Regions from separate parts of the Homo sapiens genome. Here region 2 is linked to region 1. The links are chromatin loops, found by intact Hi-C in ENCODE. Cell type or tissue: dorsolateral prefrontal cortex. All regions are shown on one strand.

Region 1 (8,000 bases):
AAGACCAGCCTGGCCATCATAGAGTGAAACCCTGTCTCTACTAAAAAAATACAAAAATTAGCTGGGCATGGTGGTGCATGCCTGTAGTCCCAGCTACTTGGGAAGCTGAGGCAGGATAATCGCTTGAACCTGGGAGGTGGAGGTTGCAGTGAGCCGAGATTGTGCCACTGCACTCCAGCCTGGGCGACAGAGCAAGTCTCTGTCTCTCAAAAAAACAAAAACAAAGGCTGGGCACGGTGTGGCTCACACCTGTAATCCCAGCACTTTGAGAGGCCTAGGCGGGCGGATCATGAGGTCAGGAGCTCAAGACCAGCCTGGCCAACATGGTGAAACACCGTCTCTACTAAAAACACAAAAATTAGCCAGGCGTGGTGGTGGGCGCTCGCTACTCGGGAGGGTGAGGCGGGAGAATTGCTTGAAACTGGAAGGTGGAGGTTGCAGTTAGCAGAGATCGCGCTGTTGCACTTCAGCCTGGGTGAAAGAGTGAAACTCTGTCTCAAAAAACAAAAACACACAAAACAAACGAGGTAAACATCAAAGTGAGACATGTAGACATGTGAAATATTAGTAAGTTTTGAAATGAGCAAATCCAACAGCCACTCTCACCACGCAATGAGCCCAGAAGCCATTTTAGATGGGGGTAAAGTGTTAAACTTGAACACACCCCAGTGTCAGAACATCCACAACTTCTATTTATTATAACTCTTGGATAGAGAGAACCCTAACCCCATCATTATAAAAAAACTTATATCCTCCATCATCTACACTGAATCTAATATAGCATCAACCATAAGATGTACTGTTATTTTGTATGCTGCCAAAAAGAAAGCAATGATACAAATGAAATTGTCACTGGGTTGATTTTGGGATGCCTCCCCATTTTAGTCAATATTTTTAAAGTTGCAGAACTGATAAGATAGGCAGGGATGGTCTGTTTTGTTCACTGCTATATTCCCAGTGCCAAGAATAGCGTACATAATAGTACACAGTTGGCACTCCATAAATGTTTGCTAAATATATGAATGAATGAATGAATTGGGACAAATAAGCTCTTATGGATGAAAGCCATGGAGAGTGATCATTTTATGACTGTGAGCACCCAACTTGAACAGTTAAAGCAAGAGCGCAACACTGTTACTTAAAGCAATACAAAGATTTCCAATTTATTTTTAAAATGACAAAGCTATCTATTGATGTTGCTGCAGAACAGCTCATGTTTCAGGAAGAGTGATAGCTCACATTTCCTTTATGATGCCTAAGACAAGATGCAGAAAAGTTGGAGCCTGTCATCGGGAGTCGAATGTCAGGCCAAGTTATTTCCAAACTTGTGCTGTAATTGTGATGGGGCATAGCTGTGGTGGAGACCTTGTGTTTTCTTGTCCCATTATCACTGTCCACGACGTTCATGCTGCGGAGTTATTTTCTGAAGGTCCACTGTACTCCATGCAATGTGGTGGTGAACAAGATATACAAGACAAGTCACTCTGGGTGTGATAGGCACTAACCAGACAGGACTCTGGAGCACTGGTGTAAACTGGTCTTAGGCCCCCGCATAACCTCTGCATTTGCAAATCCTGGGCTGGCTCACCAAAGGGTTTGAGCAAAAGGCTCTGTCTAGGCTGTCTTAGCACCGTAAGTATTGCCTCTGGTCTTCCACTCTTGTACAGGCCAAGACCTTTTACGGTTGCATGTACTCCCACTTCTGGCTAAGAAAACAGATGGAAGCTTACGGTGTTTCGGGAGAAGGATGACACATTGATAATTAAGAAGCAATGTAGCTAAGTGCTACAACAGAGACACAATGGATGTTTTAGAACCCTGGAGGAGTAGGGCAAGATGCTAGGCGAGGCTTTTTGAAGGAAGTGATACTGAACTGAATGCTGGCAGTGAAGAAGGTGTGGGATTCTTTGCAGAGTGAACAGGAGAAGCAAAGGCAGAGAGGTGAGAAATTGTGTGCTGTACACCAAGAACCATCACCGATTCTGTTGACGGAACATGAAGCAGTTACACGGGGCTTAGGCAGGAAGAGCACCTGAGGACAGATCATGACTTGCAGACACTGAATTTCAAAAAATATTGGTGATGTGGGATCAGATTTGTTTTAGGAAGATGACCCTGGGCTGGTCTGTGGAGGACAGATTCCTGGGGACACAAGTGAAGTTAAGGAGACCAGTTGGGGAATATGCGGGCGCAGAAGTTTCGGTGAGATACAAAGAGCCCACGGTCAAGAATTTATGTCATCAGGAGGTGAACGAGGGAGGACGGGGGTCCTCCCACTGGATGTGGGCCAGGGGAAGAGGATGAGGAATTCAGAGGAGTCCAGGACAATCCCGTGTGTCCGGCTGGAATCTGAATGGCTGGTGGGAACCAGCAACCAAAAGAAAAGAAAACAGGTGGCAGTGGAGCAGCAGCAGAGAACAGGATTTCGGGGAAAGAAAACAGAACTTTTTTTGGCATCCTGAGTGTGAGGTGCCAGGTAGAGAAGCCAGGCTAGCAAGGCACATCCGAGCTGCAAGTAGGAATGGGCTGGGACAACAATTTAGGTTTAGAAACCACCAGCATATATGGGGTACCTGGAACTGTGAGACTAAACAAAATCTCTTGGGGAGATTCTTAACAGAATCAAAGTCAGGAATTTTGGTCTTTATTCCTTTTTCTATCAGACTTCCCAGGAAAGTGTATTTTCTTTTTTTGGGTAGTCTGGTGATTTCTCTTAAAAATAAAACAAACTGAGAATGTCAGTGATGGGGGAGATAATATCTGTTCTTTTAAGCAGATTCTAAATGTATTAGTACCATCAGTAACTAAATAAAACTTTATCTTAAAACCTCTATTACACATTGTAGTTCATATTGTATGGGCTCACTCAAGAGTTTATAGAAAGTATTTTTGGATCAGGTAAATGAAATCATCCAACAGCAGTGCCGTTAAAATCTAAACTACAAAGCCCTGTGTGATCTGGCCACTGCCTACATCTCCAACTTCATCTCATAACACTCGCCCCCCCAACCCCAACTTATTGGTCTTTCAAACCACTCCTAGGGCACGTGAAGCTCTTTCCTGCCTCTGCATAGGCGGTTTCCGCTCATTTCTCTTCAGATCTGAGCTGATTATCAGCCCAGAGAGGCCTTCCCAGAACAGCCTATCAAGAAGAGCAACCTCCTTCCCTTTTTGCTATTATCTGGTTTTCTTTTTCCTTTTTTCTTTTCTTTTCTTTTTGAGACGGAGTTTCGCTCTTGTTGCCCAGGCCGGAGTGCAATGCTGCGATCTCGGCTCACCGCAACCTCCGCCTCCCAGGTTCAAGCGATTCTCCTGCCTCAGCCTCCCGAGTACTGAGATTACAGGCATGCGCCACCATGCCCGGCTAATTCTGTATTTTTAGTAGAGCCGGGGTTTCACCATGTTGGTCCGGCTGGTCTCGAACTCCCGACCTCAGGTGATCCGCCCGCCTCGGCTTCCCAGAGTGCTGGGATTACATGCGTGAGACACCGCGCCCGGCCTGCTACCTGGTTTTCATTTCCTTTACTACACTTACACAAGGTCTACTTTATTTGCCTGTTTGCCTCCTTGCTTTATTACTAATAGATCCTCGAGGGTAGTGATTTTGTCTGTCTTCTCTCCTGCAGCCCCGTCACGTAAAGGTGCTGGTCAAAGGAAGGCGGCAATCACCGACCGGACACCAGGGCAAATCAGGGCAGCCCAGTGATTCGAGATGCCGGCTGGGGAATCGGACCCATGTGGGTCTTTTCTCAGCTTCCCCGCTTACTGTGACTTTCATAAGTAACGGAACCCCCTCAACCCGTTTCCTTAAGTGTAAAAAGGCACTAGACACAGCAAGAAGCGGTTCCGGCAGCGCGGAAACCGAAGCACACGCTGGGTGTCACGACAACACGTGGAAGCCGCATTCCGTGCCGGGGCCCTGGCCCTAGCCCCAGCCCCGGCCCCCGGCCCGCCATGTGGCGCGGCTGACCGCGGCCGTGCGCCCACCTGTCTCCCTCTGCGTCTTCACGCTGATGTACTGGCGCAGCTTCTTCACCGCTCGGTCCCGGATGCCCTTCTCGCTGGACGCCAGCCGCTGGGCAAATTGGATCTCGGCCGGCTGCATGGCGGGGGCCATCGCGCCCGCTGGAGCATCCCCGGCCGCGCAACCCGCGGTGCCGCTGCAGCCAGCCGAGCGCTGCGGAGCAGCCAGCCACCGTCCGCCCGGGCCGCGACTGCACAGAAGGCGGCGGCGGCGGCGCGCGGGCTGATGGCGTCACAAAGGCGCCGCGGCTCGCAGCGCGCTCTGGGAGTGAGCGCGGCAGTGGCCCTGGCAGCTGGCGGAGCGGCCCAGCCCGTGTGCACGTGGCGCCGGCGCTGCCTTTCGGTTGCCAAAATTCAGGCTGTAGACGGCGAGGTTAGCCAGGGTTAGGACTTGACCAGGAAGAGACGGAAGGCTGTTTGTAAACGGTCTAGGATTTTTTGTTTGTTTTTGAGACAGGGTCTCCCTCTGTCGCCCAGGCTGGAATGCAGTGGCGCGATCTTGGCGGTGATCCTGGCTCACTGCAGCCTCGACCTCCCAGACTCGATCGATCCTCCCATCTCGACCGCCCAAGTAGCTGAGACTACAGGCGCGCGCCATCACGCCCCACTATTTGTTATTTTTTTGTAGAGACGGTGTCTCGCTATGTTGCCCAAGCTGGTCTCAAACTCCTGGGCTCAAGCAATCCTCCCGCGGCGGCCTCCCTGATCGCTGGGATTACAGGCTTGAGCCGCCGCGCCTGGCCACGGTCCAGGATCTTTAATCCCATTTAGCACACCTCGTTGAGCCAGCAGCTTACCTGCGATCTCCGTGGCGTGGAGTTTTTAACTGTGGAGCCCCCGGGCCCCCGGGTGGAGTTGAGACTGGAAGGAAAGGCCGGCACTGGGGCCTGTTGAGCGGGTGGAGGGCTCGCCTTCCTCCAGTGCCTGCAGAGGCTTGGGCAGATCGGTGCGCCCCTACCCCGGAGCCCTGGTGCCAGTGCAAGGGCGCCCGCGCAGGCGTCCCGAGGCCTGGCGAGCACGCGCGCTTCCAGGGGAGTTGGGCAGGGCGGGCTGCTTGCTAATTCCAGAGAGGGAAGAAATCTTAGCTTTGGGTTCATCTAAAACCCGAGGCCATCCTATATTTTGCGGACTCAGCGGGCGTGCTGGGGCAAGTTAATGGACTAGGTCACTCCACACGTAGCGGGGGTTATCTCAGTTGCTCCGCTCAGTTGTCTAGGCGACCTCCCGAGGTGCCTGTTGACACAAAAATTCAACCCTTAACGTAAAAGCGCCTGAATCCGAGCGAGGGAAGGCGCGCGGAGGCGAGGTTTCCAGCAAAGACTGCCCATTTGAACGCAGTCCCCCTTAGTGTAGCATTCCTCGCCAAACAGGAAAGGACCCATCCGATTTATTTTACTTGACACTTACATCAGGGGCTGACTTTCCTTCTGCTTTGCAGATAACAAGTTTAAAACCCCGGCTAAGCCAGAAGAGCCAAAGAGGGACCTCGCCAAGGCCACTCCTCGCTCTCTAGGCCGAGAATACTGCGCAAATTCTGGGAGGTTTGGGCCTGGCGGCTCTCCGTTCCCGACCCCCGGCGTGGATTCGTTCCCGCGCTTTCTGGCGTGAGGGGTCAGAGGGCGCGCCGACGCTCAGGCGAACGGAGCGGAGGCGGCAGCGGCCATGGGCGAAGCGGGCGCCGCTGAGGAGGCCTGCCGGGTTAGTGAGGAAGCCCTGGCCGACGCCAGCGTGTTTGAACCGTCGCCATTCGCTCCCCTCAGGGCCTCGCCCCGTGCGCTCGGAGACGGCTCGCTGTCGCGTGCTTGGGGGAAGCCTGGAGACTTCCTCCCCTAACGGCGTGGGCTGGGCCGGAGCGGGGTGGAGACCTGGGGCGGGAGGCGACTTCGCCTCCAAACCCACGCGGGGACCCGGTCTGTGAGGCTGCGCGTGGTGGGGGCACTCAGTGGCGCCAAAGCGGGCATGGGAGCGTGGGATGGATGGTCACTCTCTTCTCTGCTCCGTGGAAGCCCAGTTCCCCTCCGAAGGCCCTGGCCCCCTGCTTCGGGACTTAGCGTCAGGCTTAGAGAGAATCTGCCCTCCATCGATTTTATAACTGTAACTGATTGCATGCGATGGAGAAGGCGCTTGGACTGGGGCCAGATCCGTGTTCACATCCTGCTTCCACCCGTTATTAATTGTGCTGCATTGAGAGTCATCTAGCTCCCGTGCCTTAATTTCCATCTAGACAATCTTGGAGGCTTGGGGTGAATAGTAGATGAGATCACGGGCGGAGGGCTTGGCAAACCCAGTAGGAAACCAGATGACTTCCTTTTCCTCCTGATTAGTTTGGTGCTGCAGTGATAAAAAGTTGCAGGCGTTTTCTTTGACTTTTAGGAATAGAGCTCTTGTATGACTTTTCTTTTTCGTGGTCTTGCTCTGTTGCCCAGACTGGAGTGCAGTGGCACGATCATAGCTCACTGCAGCCTCCAACTCCTGAGCTCAAGCCTTCTTCCCGTGTCAGCCTGCTGCGTACAGGCGCCGGCCACCACACCTGGCTAATTTTTGTATTTTTAGTGAGATGGAGTTTCACCATACTGGTCAGGCTGGTCTTGAACTCCTGACCTCAGGTGATCCACCCGCCTCGGCCTCCCAAAGTGCTGGGATTACAGGCGTGAGCCACTGCGCCGGGCCTCCTGGGCACGTTTTCATATTTTTGTAGTGACAGGGTCTCTCCATGTTGCTCAGACTGGTCTTGAACTCCTGGCCTCCCAAATTCCTGGGATTTCAAGTGTGAGCCACCATGCCTGGCCTGTTTGTCCTTATTATTTTTAACATCTGGCTCCCTTTTTGAAGGCTGAAGCTTCAGCTTTCAAAATGTTTGTATGTACATAAAATATATCTATAGCAGAATATACAGTAGGTAGAGACATGATTTGAAACAACGATGCACATAAGAGGTGTGAAAGAAAAGCAAGTTAACTTGAGCTGTTGTTTTTTTTCTCATGTGAAGAGAAATATAATAAGATCTGCTTGTTCTTTTAGCACATGGGAACTAAAGAGGAATTTGTTAAAGTCAGAAAGAAGGATCTGGAACGGCTGACAACTGAAGTGATGCAAATACGGGACTTCTTACCCAGAATACTAAATGGGGAGGTGCTGGAGAGCTTCCAGAAATTAAAGATTGTAGAAAAAAGTGAGTCTTCATTTTCAGCAGTCATTGGTGGTAACAGTAATTTGTTCTAGCAGATTTACCCTAGGTAAATAATTGTAAACGAATTTTAAGGTACTCTTACAGTCCTTGTGATGATATTTGGGAGAGTCTGATGACCTAAGAAAGGGAGGTTTCCTCAGTGTAGTGACTTGGACATATGTAAGTTGGTATAAGTTGGTTGCCAGTTTTCTGAGCATCTATTAACAGCTTCTCTTTCTCTCTCTCTTCATTGGCAGAAGAATTTTATACTTTTGATAACTGAAAAGCTCTATTCTGAAAATTAAGTACTTACTGTGTAAGTTAAGGATCTTGCCAAATGGAAACCTTGCATGGAGTTTACTTGTCAGTAGAGATAGCTGGAAGTGTGTTCACTTATCTTTAGGTGGATGGGTGAGCCAGTATCTAGAACTGATTGAAGTTTAGGCTTTCTGGTGTCCATTCAGACTTTTGAGATTTGAGCTGAGCTGTTATGTTGAATACCAGTTTAGGAGCCTATTGAAGTTCCTGGACATACTCTGAGATTGTCTCAGCACTTGCTTGATTGAGGCCAAATCATGATTAAATCAGCCTTTGACGGTAAAGGCCAATTTACTGCATGACATTTGGTTGTTATCCCTCCCTGTGTGCCCTCTAGAAAAGGTGCATCCAGGGGGCCCAGGTAGCTGTAGCACTTGTCCAGACAAGAAGATAGCTCACCCCGAGAATATGAGTTTCTGGCATGTGCAAACGTATCTGGTCAGTGGGCCAGCCACATCCAGTTAGAAGGGACAGTTCTCATCCACCGTAC
Region 2 (8,000 bases), 320 kb after region 1:
CCCATGTCTGACCACAAGCTAGGAATGATTCTAACATTTACAAATGGTTGGGGAAAAGAGAAGGCTTTGTGACACATGAAAGTTAAACAGAATTCCCATTTCCAGGTCCATAAACACAGTGTAATTGGCACAAGCCACACCCACTTTTCCACATCTGTGGATGCTTCTGCACTTTGAGGGCAGAGACCGCAAGGCCCCTTCCGGAGACGGGGTGCCGACCAGAGGCCCCTCCAAGAGACGGGTGTTTCTCATTCAGCCGGCTCAGGCTGACTACGAATTCAGCCTCTGCCAAAAATGCCAGAATCCTTCGTCGTGGTTTTTATGCCCTACATTTTTTTCTAATATGCAAGAAAACCAATCTATGACTGTTCAAAAGTAGACGCTAAAATCCCATTCCACCGCAAGCATCCTAAGGCCCTGCCTGATTTGAGGCCTCTTCCCACCGGGTGTCCTGGGGTCCCTGGGTCCTGACGTCCCTTCCCTGCCTGGGCTGTGACGGTCACCAGGCTAACAGGGCCAGAGCCGGGCTGGGGGCCGGCACTGTGGACGGGGAAGGAACCTGCCAGGCACATCTGTCCTCTGTCGGTCGGTCTTGAACAGTGAGGTGTGGCTCCATCACATGCTCTGGAAGAAGAGTTCAAAAAGGTCTAAGCTCTTCGTGTGCTCCTCAGATGAATGGAGGGGCCGCTGGCTTGTTTCCTGGGAGTGTGTGCTTGGGTTGTGATGGGGCGTCTGTTCTCAGGCCCACGGTCTGACCAGTCATTTGTGCTTTGGGGCAGTGGGGGAGCCATCTGGAAGGTGCGGGTGCCTGCTTTCTGTAGGGTTGGGGGTTCACCCTTGCCTTTGCAAGTGGGCCTGGTGGGAAAGGCGGGCCCTGGGGTCCCAGCCACATGGCCTGGGGTTTAGGTAACCACAGGGTTCCTTGGTGGCAGTTGGGGGTGAGGGCCGAGGGCTTCTCAGTACCAACTGAAAGGTCAGGCCCAGCCACTCAAAACTGCTGGTGGGTTCCAGGGCCTGTGGACTCCACTTTACACCCAAAACAGACAGATGGGGGTGACGCCAGAGCTCCCCAAGGGGTACGGAGACCTGGGTGGTCCCTGGCCCCCTCACTGTGGTCTGGGAGCTGCCGGATCATGGGACACGAAGACCCTATCTCAGAAACATTCTTCTGGGACTGCTATCTTGGCCCAAGCTGCAGAGTCCAGCGTGGTCGTTCCTGGCAGAGGGGTAAGTCAGCAGCAGGCCGGGAAGCAAAGGCTCACAGACCTCACTCCTCAGCCTGCTGCAGGCAGGCGGTGGTCACACTCCTGACCCGGGACTTGGAATTCCTGGATGGTGTGTGCCGTGGGGGCACCCGCACAGACGAGGCCCTCCAGGGACAGTGGCTGCCCCTCCCCAAGCAGCCAGGCCAGGTACTGGGTAGGCCTAGAACCTCCTCTGGGCCTCCCACTGCACCATCTCCCAGCCCTGTTCAGTGGGCCCCGAGCTGGGGAATGGTGACCGTCCACGGCTGGCTGGAAGCCTCCGAGTGCAGCAGAGCCTGTGTGTGCTTCCCCTGAGGCGGGCCTGCCGTCCACAGACGCTCACTTCAAGCTGCCTCTGCCCTTGGGAGCCCTCTGGAATGAGGGGATGCAGGGGGAGGCCTGGCAGGAGGCTGCCTGGTCCTTGGGGCAGGTGAAAAACATGTCTTCTGCAGGAGGAGGGGGTGGTGGAGCCTCAGCAGGCCCTTGAGCGGGGCCTCCCTGACAGCCAGAGATGCAGAGGAAGAAGCAGCGTGGGTTAAAATGGGGCCAGGACAGGCTCGGGGTGGAGGGGCTGCTTCATGAAAGAAGGAGTGGGGCAGGAAAGAGCAGAGGAACCCGCAGGGAGGGCCTCCATCCAGGAGGACAGGAAGGACAGGCCCCCGCTCAGCTGCACGTGACTCAGCCCGAGCGCTTTCTTACTCACAGTTCCCGGGCCTTGCCTGTTCTCATTGGATCACGTGGTGGATACGGGATTGACCACGACCCTCCACCCCGCCCAACTCAGGGTGATGTGTTGCCTAATCTTTTGCTCCTGTTGGCAGAAAATAAGCCAGTAACACTGTCCCCTAGAGAGGCCCAGGGAGCCCCTGCATCAGCTCCAGAGGCCCCTGGAAAGACGTGATTAAAATGAAGGAAGTCAGAGGTCGTCCTCACTGAGCTCTGGCTGGGCACACGCTTCTCATACCCTCTCGGCGACGGGGAACTGGGGCTCTGCGGGCCGATGCCTCAGGCCCAGATGAGATGGTGGGGTCTGGGCGGCCGGGCACCCTTCCTCCTCCGCCAGCCCTGGAGCAGGCGCTAACCCACGTCCGTGGGAGTTCTCACGTGGTCAGCCCCAAACCCGGCTCCCAGCCAGAGTGTGGTCTGGAGCGGGGTCCAGATCAGAGACAACTTCTAGGATCTGCTTGAGCTGGGAGTGAGGAGCCTCTCCGGAGGGGGCTGGGGCACAGGGACGCACACACCCAGGTCGAAGAGGCTCCCAGGCAGCTCGATACGTATCTACAGGAAGCAGTCAGAGAGCGCGGGCACCCGGCTTCCCTGCACCTCGGATGGACCGCTTGGGACTTGCATGGAGGCCCTTGTGATGTCGCCAGGGAGGCAGGGGGCCACGCTGGCCCTCGCTGCAGTGTGGGTTTCTGGGGCGTCTTCTCTGCAGGGAGAGATGCCTGTGGGAAGGGGCTGCTCCCCTGCCCTGGGAAGTTCTGACACCCGGCAGAAGTGGAGACGTGAGAGAGCATGGCCCCAGCTGTCTATTCAGTTGTTCCTTGGTTTTCTCATGCATTCGTGTGACTCCTGTAGCAAGGGTCCACCATGTGCCATGCTCATAAGCAGCCTTTCCAGTCTGTAATGCAGCCCCCAAGGTGAGGCGAGAGGGGCCCTGGGAGACCAGGGCCGTCGGTGGGCGGTGACCTGGCTTTGACGCACAGCATTCACCAGTTCCCGTGGTGCAAACACTCCCAGCATGGCCGATTCCAACCTACCGACGTGAAGTCACGAGACACTGTTGGGACGAAACGCCCCAGTCCATAAGCTGGGGCCCCCAGCCACCAGCCACAGCTTAGGTCCAGCCCAGGGAGGTCAGCGGCGGTGCAAGGAAGCTGTGTTCCCTTAGTTTAAAGTGAGAATATTGAGATCTCGAGAGGCGGACAGGCTGCGCAAGGCCACATGTGCAGTGAGAAGCAGAACGGACCCAGATGCAGACCTTCCTGTGCAACTGAAGGTCCCTGCCTTTCTCTGCCCTCTGACTGCTGCTCTGGCAAGGTCGGGTGGGGGCTGGGGGCCTGGAGACTGGCTCACTCCCAGCAGAAGCCCCTGCCTGCCGCCCCCGGGTGGGGCCTGGGGGCGGCCGTGCAACACCAAGTGGCGGAGAGCAGCCCGATCTTCCTCCCAGCCTCGGTCTCAGGGCCCTGGGCTCCTGCCAGTCTCCCTCTCGCCAAACTCGGCTTCCTTCCTGGGTGCCCTGGGCTTGGAGAACATTCAGGCAGGTCGGGGCAGAGCCCGCAGCGTCGGTGTGCACCCCCAGGAGCCCCCACGCAGGCTTTCTCCTTGCACTCCTTGTTTGGAAACAGCAGTGTTTGCTTTTGAAGGGCGCCGGGGTATACACTGCACTTAAAGGAGGACCGCTGAGTATTTTCTTAACGGAAGAGCAAATATTTACGTCTTAGGAACTAAAGGGCAGTTTGGCGTGTGTGGGATGTTGACTCTCGACTGGGGGCGGGCAGGGAAACCAACCCTTGGCTGCCTTTGGCCTTGCTCGGCCAAAATGAGCAGAGGCGTCTGCCTTGGTCTGGGTGCCACCTGGGCCTCTATTTACCTGCCAAGAGAGAAGGAGGGCCGAGGCGGCTGTGCCAGCGACTGCTCCTCATCTTGGGGTGACTGAGCAACCCTCGATCAGCCCCCTCCTGACCATCACCTTCCCCAGCGGGTGGGGTGGGGGCAGGGGTCCTTCCGCCTCTCTGGCTTTTGCTGTGCCTGAGGGCAGAAGCCCTTGCTTGGTCCCCCCTCCAGCCCTGCCCACACTTGCTGGTGATGGCCACCAGCCCTGCCACGTGGGGAGCACGACCGCCAGCCTGCTGTGCGTCGGCAGATGGAGACTGGGCCAAAGGGTTAAGTTATTAAAGGTAAACACACACACCTGCAAAGGCTAGTGCAGCGGGGGAGGCAGCCGGAGGGGATGCAGGGGAGCCCACCGGGAGAATGGAGCCTCTTAAGGACCCCCAGCAACCACTTCCTGGGCTGGTGAGCTGCAGCTGGAGCCCCTGAGTTCACCCAGGCCTGGGGCCTGTCTTTGGGGCCCGCTGACACCAGCCCGGCCCAGGAGTGCCAGCCTGGCCCAGGAGTGCCGGTCCTGCCCAGGAGTGCCAGCCCGGCCCTGCTATGGGAGCACACGGGGCGCTCTGGGAAGCAGGCTGGTCCTGACCCCAGCAGGAGATGCAGTTCAGGGACCTCCCCAGAGCGGGGTCCTACCGAGATGCACCTGCCTGTCTGCTGATTGTTTGGCTTCCTAACCCCATGGCAATCCTGCTGCATGCTTCTGGAAGTTTCCACCAGCAATCCCACGAGCTCTGGGTCTGCACTTCAGCTATCTGCATGGAAAAGGGCACCTATTTTGTGAGTAACCTGGGTGTCCGTGGCCCCAATTCAGAGGCAGGGTTGTCCCTGAAGCTGCCAGTGGCCCTGGGTTTCTGGGAGCAGAGGGTCAGCACAGTACAGCAGCGTCCCCGCCCAGGGCAAAGCCAGGACAAGGCCTTATATATAGGCCAGGAGAGGGGAGGGCGGTGGCTCTCTGCTGGGCCGCCAGACGGAAGGTAAACAGCGCCGGGGACTGGTAGCTCCTGTCTCCAGGCAGGAATGCACAGGCCGCGCCTGAGGCAGGTGCGTCCCCAGGGAGGGTTCTGCCCTCTGAAGGCCACCCACACAGGTGGCCTCTGCAGTGGCTGAGAGGTCACAGGCTGCTGTGTTCCCCATCCTTACCCAGCTGTGACCGCCCAGTGAACTTGGGCTGTGCACACAGAGCGGTTTCTCTGCACAGCAGAGCGTCATGTCCACCGTGTCCCGTGACTGTCTGCCTCACGTATCGGATAAAGGTGGCTGGAGCCAGTTCTCACCCCGGGCTGCCTGTCGGGGGCAAAGGTGCCCTGGGGGGGGGCCTCACATCATCGTCCTCAACCCCAGTCTCGTCCCACCCACCTGGACCCACCCTGACCCTGAACAGCTGCCCCATTGTCAGCCCCCAGGTGGCCATTCTCAGCCCGTGGACACCCTGATCCTTCATGCCAACTGAGTGCAGGGCAGAGGGTCTCAGCCCCAGCTGCACAGTGTGTGTGTCGTGGAGGGGACAGAGAAACGGTCAAAATCCTGAGACACGCTCTCTGCCGTTATGCATGTGAACGTGTGCTTGCATTGCATACACACATATGTGCTGTGTACATGTGTGCACACATTTTGCACACGTGTGTGTGCTCGTGTCCTGTACATGTGCTTGATGTGTGTGTGCGTGCATATGTATGTGCAAGTGAGTGTGTTGTGTGGGTGTGCACGGGAATGTGTGTGTAAGCCCAAGTGTATGTGTATGTGTATATGTGCACGTGTGTGTATAAGTATGTGTGTGCATGAGTGCGTGTATGTGTGTATGCGTGCGTATGTGTGTGCATGTGTATGTGTGTGCATATGTGTGTGTGCATGTGTGTATGAGTATGTGTGTATGCGTATATATGTGTATGTTTGTGTATGTGTGTATGTTTGTGTATGTGTGTGTGTGCGTGTGTATGTTTGTGCATGTGTATGAGTGTGTGTGTGTGCATGTGTATGTTTGTGTGTGTGTGTGTGCACGCGCCTATTTAAGGATGCACAGGTTGCTCCTGCAGGCTGGCAGCGTGTGTCTGTGGAGCAGTGGGTGGCGCTCACCAGGGCAGCTGAGATCTCCATGGTGGCTCCAGTCTGGTGGGGTCTAAAGGGCGCCCCAGGCCTCCCATTATGCAGCCCAGCTCCCATGTGGCTCTCAGAAGACTCGTTCCGTGTGTCCGTGTGGCGGTGAGCCGCCCTGGCGAGGATCTTCTGAAAGATGAGACAGTCCCTGGGAGGCTGACGGAGGCCAGCAGCTGTAGCTCCCACTAGCTGCTGTTAAGAAGCCCAGGTATAAAGGGACCCAGAGGAAATAGGACACGGCCCACATGCCGCTCACCCCCTGCAGAGGCTGCCCTGCATGACCCCATGTGCCACCACACATGGCACATGGCCCCCATGTGCCACCTTCACACCCCTGGGGCAGGCACGGCGCCTGCCTCACAGCCTGTGGGCACCCTGGCCTGAATTCCTGCCATGCTTCAAGTGCCACTCGGGCCACACCGCCAATGACCACAGCCAAGGGGCCACCATCCGCCGGGAACAGGGAGACGAGCAGGGGCTGGCCTGGCAGGCAGAACCTGTGGCTTCATGGGGCCACCGTCCCCACCAGGAGCTTCAGAGTATCTGCCTCTCCCTGACCTCTGGGGAGCCCCACAAGCCATGTTGGCTGCCCCCTGAAGAGCAGCTGATGACCTCAAATAGCAGGCCTCACGCCAGAGCCCCCCTCACCCCGGGCAGCCTAGGGCTGCCAGCTGGGGCAGTGGCAGCTGCCCGGGGAGCTGGGAGCCTTTGATTTGCGTCAGTGCTGAGCTGGCCAGGAGGGGCTCACGCCGGGTGCTCAGCAGCTACTGGGAGTCACGGTGACATCACAGCTCTGGGGATGCAGAGAGGGTCCCGCAGGGAGACAGGGGTGGCTATATGCAGCCCAGTGCTGAGCTCACACCCCTGTCTCCCCAGGAGCTGGGTTTTTAAAAGCAGTTTCCATGATACAAGCACCAGGTCAGTCCCCTAAGAGAAGGCGGAAGCTGGAGAATTGTCTCTCCCAGGACGGGCTGCCCTGACGGCCCCCAGCAGCAGTGGGCCGGCCACCCTGTGGCCACCAAAGGACTCCAGCTAATTGAGGGGCTTGGCAGGAGCCCTGGCCACGGCTGGAAACCTGCAATTTCACTGAAAGGGTCCTCAAAGGATACTCCTGAGAAACACAGTGGCCAGGAGGGGCGAGAAGAAGGTGCACTTCGTGGGGTCCCTACAGGGCGCTCCAGGGAGCGTCAGGCGTGAGTGCAGCACTTCCCTGGGAAAGAGCCGGGTTTGAGTCCAGCTATGTGACCCCACGTGTGTCTCCTCCCGACCGCCCTTCGTCACCGACCCCGCCCACCCAGGAACAGAAGATGTGAGTCATCTCTGACATTCCACGCTTTATCCTCGCAAAGGCCTCCCAAGAAGGCAGCTCCCCCAACCCCTCCAACCTACCTTGAGTCAGTCAACAGCCCAGGCACCGTCCAGGTGCCCCCGCCAGCAGGCTGCCCCCAACTCCTGGCAGCAACTGCCCCCGACAGCCTGACCTGCCTCCCTCAGCTCACCTCTGCAGACGCCCTCTGCTCCTCGGCTCAAACACCCCACCTCAGCTGATTGCTGAGCTCCAAGACGGCCCCTCTCCCCAGGCTGGAGGGCGCATGCCGGGGCCACAGCTCCTGGCCTGGGAAGGGGACTCTGCTGGTCATCGGGGCTGGCTTTAAACACTGAGGACAGACTGACTTGTGTTTAAAGACCCTGGGCAGAGCGTGCTCACTGGGTCCCATTCCCAGCCACAAGGAGAGCTGGGTGCCCCTGAGGTTCCTTGCTGGGGGTCCGTCCAGTCCCAGGCCAGGTGGGACCAACAACTCCACTGACCTGCAGCCCACTCGGGGTGCGAGGTTGGGAGCCCTGCCTAGAGGCAGATGCTGACGCCTTGGTCATCTTTGGAGGGCACCTCTCCCTCATCAGGGCCTGTCCCTCCTCCCCAGCCCCTGCAGCCCACCCCCACCTGGTGATGTCCCTGGACAGAGGTGCCGCCCTGACGGAGGAGGCCGTCCTACCAGGCGCTATCGTGTTGTCTCCCTAAGCCAGCCTGGCTCTTCACGGACCGTGCTC

Evidence for each region. Hi-C counts contacts between places; a loop is a spot of excess contacts. Peaks named below come from ENCODE experiments on the same cell type or tissue, not always from the same donor. Only the 100,000 strongest peaks of a DNase experiment are listed, where the experiment ranks them.
Region 2: a loop joins it to region 1, with 2.7 times the contacts of the local background. A loop is called at or near these places in 18 of 110 quality-filtered maps.

What each region holds. Positions count from the first base shown.
Region 1 is chr21:43,655,782-43,663,781 of GRCh38, reverse strand. It overlaps HSF2BP (heat shock transcription factor 2 binding protein), which reads left to right and starts at 4,294. Exons shown (of 9, transcript NM_007031.2): 1 at 4,294-4,396; 2 at 5,462-5,721; 3 at 7,045-7,195. The coding sequence starts at 5,686. RRP1B (ribosomal RNA processing 1B) reads right to left here and starts at 4,222. Exons shown (of 16, transcript NM_015056.3): 1 at 3,988-4,222. The coding sequence starts at 4,117. RefSeq lists enhancers at 421-480, 3,230-3,279 and a silencer at 4,000-4,189. In dorsolateral prefrontal cortex, a CTCF peak has its summit at 4,291; DNase peaks (open chromatin) are centred at 3,481, 4,251 and 4,771; H3K4me3 peaks cover 2,510 bases; H3K27ac peaks cover 1,917 bases.
Region 2 is chr21:43,340,183-43,348,182 of GRCh38, reverse strand. No RefSeq gene overlaps it. Among named protein-coding and RNA genes, the nearest start is that of LINC00322, 12 kb to the right of the region's middle. In dorsolateral prefrontal cortex, no CTCF peak of the experiment used is centred here; no DNase peak of the experiment used is centred here.